Linked DNA regions of Mus musculus: region 2 is linked to region 1. A link is a loop called in an ENCODE intact Hi-C map of the cell type or tissue named here. Cell type or tissue: gastrocnemius. All regions are shown on one strand.

The links. A loop is a pair of places that touch in the nucleus more often than their neighbours do. Peaks named below come from ENCODE experiments on the same cell type or tissue, not always from the same donor. Only the 100,000 strongest peaks of a DNase experiment are listed, where the experiment ranks them.
Region 2: a loop joins it to region 1, with 2.6 times the contacts of the local background. A loop is called at or near these places in 27 of 42 quality-filtered maps.

What each region holds. Positions count from the first base shown.
Region 1 is chr11:82,889,251-82,891,750 of GRCm38, forward strand. It overlaps Rad51d (RAD51 paralog D), which reads right to left and starts at 1,374. Exons shown (of 10, transcript NM_011235.4): 1 at 1,088-1,374; 2 at 720-781; 3 at 442-560. The coding sequence starts at 1,169. In gastrocnemius, a CTCF peak has its summit at 1,425 (motif pointing left); DNase peaks (open chromatin) are centred at 741 and 1,389; H3K4me3 peaks cover 1,480 bases; H3K27ac peaks cover 1,015 bases.
Region 2 is chr11:82,799,345-82,801,844 of GRCm38, forward strand. It overlaps Lig3 (ligase III, DNA, ATP-dependent), which reads left to right. Exons shown (of 20, transcript NM_010716.3): 18 at 78-276; 19 at 832-953; 20 at 1,937-2,500. The coding sequence ends at 2,170. Among named protein-coding and RNA genes, the nearest start is that of Lig3, 19 kb to the left of the region's middle. In gastrocnemius, no CTCF peak of the experiment used is centred here; a DNase peak (open chromatin) is centred at 1,065.

The DNA of each region.
Region 1 (2,500 bases):
CTTCCCCGGGTCTCACTTGCTACTTGCTTTATTTTGACGTATGGTGGACTCTACTAAACAATGGGGGTATTAACGACATCTTATGTTATAGGACAGTGGCTCTTCACTGGGAAAAGTTAGCTTGTTGGAGATACTGAGTCATTTTTTGATTATTAAAACTGGGGGCATCTTGGCATCTGGTGGGTAGAGAAGGACCAGGGATGCTGTTAAACGACTCTCAACGCACAGGATATCTCTATCTCAGGAAATAACGACTTGCCTCCCCCCCCCCCCCCCCCATCAATTGTGTTGAGGCTAAGAAACCCTACAGTTTTACTCTAGGGAAAAACACTCAGGAGTCCACACGCCTGCAGTTCCTCTACCGCTCTGGACTGCCCTCACCAGCCCCGTCCTCTGAAGCCTCAGTCTCTGCTTTCACCTTGTCCAGGTTCGCATACAAACCTTCCGATGCCGGTGGACAGGATGGCCGTGGAAGTCTTCAGTTCCTCATAGAGATCTGCGCCATTTAAGGGGAAAGCCGAGAACTGCGCCAGCAACACCCTCCTCAGGGCAACGAGGGCCTGCCAATAGGGCGGACACTCAGGCTCCAGGCCCGCCAGATTGCCCCCTCAGAGCAGCGCCCCCCCCCCCCCCCATCTATCCCAAGGAACTCTGATCCTGCAGCGTGGGGGCGCAGCTGGAAGAGGGGTTGGAATGGAGCTTGCAGATCGCGAGCTCACCTTGTAGGACAAGCCACACTTCTGGGCTACTTCCTCCAAGTCAGCAGCTGCCAGGTCTGCCACTGGAAAGAGAGCAGGTGCAGGTGATTGGCAGCAGGAATGGCTTAGCCTTGCCACATTTGCCTTTTGCTCTGTTGTCAAACGGGATTAAGGTCTTATTCTACTACCTATCTCGAGCACGCAGGCCCTGATGCAGGACCGACCCCGCAAAGGGCCCAGCACTCAGTAAAATCCTCTGCCTCGGCTCCTGCGAACCCAGCTTCCTCAGAAAGTCAGAGGAAGAGTGCGGCCATCCTGTTAGAGCAAAAGGCCCCGTATGTGTACCACGACCACGGTGCCGACCCCCGGGGTAGTGCCCATGAGGTCACCTGTTTTTATCTTTCGGCCTCTGAGAAGCTGGACGGTCTCCTCGGTGAGGCCCGGGCACAGCCCTGCCCTGAGCATGCCCATAGTCCCTACAAACCCAGGATGCCCTGGGGGCTCTCTGTCACTTGGGCGCTCGCCGAGTCCCCCACTCTGGGCATTCCTCAGTTCTACTTAGGGAAAAGGTCCTGGCGTGCCAGCGCGGGACGAAGGGGCGGGAAGAGGATGCAAGTCGAGGTGAGGGACACTAACCCTTCCCAACTCGCAAGACTCTAGGCGCCCTAGGCCCGCCCCCTCCGGCCGACGCTTCCGGGTTCCGGGACTGGAGCGTCTTTTGTAGGCCAGGCCTGCAGCGCCATCTGCTGACCATGAGGGCAAACACAGAGGCTTTGCGACTCGCGCCAGCCACCTGCAAGCACACCTAGAGCTTACATACATGCACAGAGACACAAGCACACACACCGACACACACACACACACACACACACACACACACACACACACACACACACACACACACACACACACACACACACACACACACACATTTTGTGTGTCCAGCGAGTCTTCCAACGAGTCTCTTGTGTATACCAGCCTCTATTTGCAAAGCTAGGGGACACTCACTCTACCTAACTCAATATTTACAGAGTGAAGCATCCCTGACTTCTAGTAGCATTCTTGTTAGGAAGACAATGAAAGTGGATCAATTCAGATCATTACAGATTGTATGATCAAGCTGAGATCCAGCGAAGTTCACAGAGAGTACCTGTGTCCCTATATTTTCCAAATTTATCAAGTTCTATCTTACGTATATAGATGTTTTGCCTGCATGGATGTCTATGCAATCCTGGCATGCCTGGTACCCAAGGCAGCCAGAGAGAGGGTCAGATCCCTTGGACTGGAGTTACAGATGGTTAAGAGCCACCATGTGGGTACTGGTCTTCTGGGAGAGCAGTCAGTGCTCTTAACCACTTAGCCATTTGTCTAGCCCAACATTTTCCAGAGGTTTTAATGGAAGTAGGGAAATGCTTGAGTATATAAAATACTATTTTGATTTTTTTAACCACATCTAGTGGAAGAAATAAAGCAGTTTTACAAAACCCACGAGTGAGGTTCTATTTCTGCCTGTATTTTGTAGTTGAAGGAATTTGGGCTCAGTAAGATTGTTATTCTTTGATTTATACAGATAGGAAGCACAGAACTGAATCTCCAGTCCATATCCAGCTGCAGGGCTCATTTTTAGAAATATCTCCTCATGTTCACCATTGTCTCTCAATCTTTCAAGGTGTTTGGAATCCTGGCCCTGAAACCAGCTACTCTGTGAGCTACAACCCACAGTAAGCTTTCACTGTGCCTGCGTTACTGGCTATGGTGGGATTTGCTGCTTAGATCCCAGGATAGAGAGCCTTAGAAGTATC
Region 2 (2,500 bases), 90 kb before region 1:
TATGTGCCAGGAAGCACTCATCCCAAACACGGGTCAGGTAGGTCTGTGAGTGACAGCTCCCCCCTCCCCCTTCCCAGGAACTGTACCAGCTGTCCAAAGACAAGGCAGACTTTGCTGTGGTGGCTGGAGATGAGGCAAGCCCCACTACTGGAGGCAGCAGTGGCGAGAACGAGGGCACTGCTGGGTCTGCTGGGCCCTGCAAGGGCCCCCCCAGTAAGTCCTCTGCCAGTGCCAAGACCACCGAACAGAAGCTCAATAGCCCCAGTAGCAGAGGTGGTAAGTAAAGGGGCCTGAGGTGATGGGGAGGGCTGTGGGGAGGCCAGCGATGGTAGGACATAGGCATACATTTCAACTCTGATGTCCTGGGACTGGGTGTCCCCTACGGCAGTGTATTCCTAGCATGTGACTAGCTAGGGGGCCAGAAACTGGTCTACCCGGAATCCCTTATCTACTCAGCAAACCTGGATGACAGAGGACCCAGGGACAGCCTGTCTGACTGGGGAATGGGCCAGCTTAGAGGTAAAGGATCCAGCTGATAGCCTTGCTCCCTGTTCGTTCATCATTACAACAGAAGTACTTGATCTCTGTGCTCTCCCCAACTCTCAGGGCTGTTCCTTACCCTCTTCCTTCTTGTTCTTGGTTGTGTGGTTTGGAGGCAGGGTTTTTCTACACCAGGCTGGCCTTTAACTCACTATGTAGTTGAGAATGGCTCTGAGCTTCTGAACTGTCTGTCTCCACCTCGTTAGTGCTGGATTATAAGCATGTCCCAGTTTGCACTGCTAGGGATCAGACCTAGTGCCTTATACATACCTGTCTTCTGCTTTCCTGCAGGCATCAAACCGATTCCAAAGCATTCCCCCATGAAACCAGGAGAGAAGCTGGCTGTGAAGTCTTCTCCAGTCAAAGTGGGAATGAAGAGGAAAGCTACTGATGAGACCCCATGCCTGAAAAAGGTGAGGGTAAGAATAGTGGTGCTGGACACAGGCCAGTTTGGCTCAGGGACTGGAGATCCAGGCTCCTGTGTGTGAATGTGAAAAGCTGACCGTGTTGATTGGGGGTGGGGGTGAAGACTCCTGGAGCCCCTCCCCTCCCGTCCTGTCTGGGCAGGTGATCAGTCCTGCTGCTCCACCCTGTGCCCTCTTGTTGCCTTGCAGAGGCGGCGGGCCAGCCGGCAAAGAGGAAGGAAAGCTATGCAGACAGGCAGGAGATAGAGCCGGCCTAGCAGGAGAGGCTGCAAGCCCACCCAGCTGCCAGTGTTGTTACAGTTCACATTAAAGAACGAAGCCCACTCTGGCGGTGGGGTGCAGCATGTTTGTGTGTCTGTCTCTCGGAGCAGGTCTATCCAGCAAGGAAAGGGAGACTGCCATGGCATAGACAGCTCCCAGTAAGGAGCCTATTTTCCCTTTTGTTAGTCCCTGGTCTGGCAACAGGTCCTGAAATCAGGACCTACTAGCTAGTCTATGATGCCCTGGCTAGCTTCTGGCCACGATGAACAGATTGCACCCATGCCCAAGCATACGTAGTTGATATCCCGGGGCCTGCACCCAGTTCTCAGTAGAAACCACTCCCATCTCTCTGCCCTTCCTGAAGCCCGTGAACTCATCTACACTGATAAGCAAGACTCCCAGGCCCTCTGACTAGGTAGCTGTGCAGAACAAACTTGATCTTCCAGGGTATTTTGCATTGGGTGGCTCTTGGAGAAACATCCTTTTTCCAAACAGTTTAGCTGGATCTCAGATGTTAGAGCCCATCTCTTCTCCCTTTTTTCTTAGAGTCAGGAAGAACTTGTCAGACCAGGGTCAGTTTGAATGGCTGAAGGAAGGGATAGCGATGCCTCTGTCTTTTCTCCAGGCATCCCTAGCTGTCCTGTAATGAGGGTGAAGTCCCACTTGTACCCAGGCTGGGGCTTACTCCGGATACACCACTCTGTTTGCAGGTACTGTTGGATGTCTTCACTGGGGTGCGGCTCTACTTGCCACCTTCTACACCAGACTTCAAACGTCTCAAACGCTACTTTGTGGCATTCGACGGGGACCTGGTACAGGAATTTGACATGGGCTCAGCCACACATGTGCTAGGTAACAGGGAAAAGAACACTGATGCCCAGTTGGTCTCCTCAGAGTGGATTTGGGCATGTATCCGGAAACGGAGGCTGATAGCTCCCTGCTAGGACTTTGGTCTTCCTCTTTGGGCTGTCCTCTCCTGCCCACTCTACCACATGAGGCTCAGCCTGAAGGGTAGGGGCCTCTTTGCCAAGCAGCCTACTTTCTTATATCCTCTGATTCTTCATGGTCTCTTCTGGATCAGGAGTTAACTGCTGTGGACACAAGCAGTTTAACTGGAACTTTGAGATCCGGGTGCTAGCTTTGTCTTTTTTATTAGTTGTCTGTGGTACTGATAACGAACTTAGACCCTTATTCATGCTATGCACAGCACTCTGCCACTGTCCTACAGTTTTATAAATAAGAAATCTTAAGCTAGGCATGAAGAAGTCATGGGG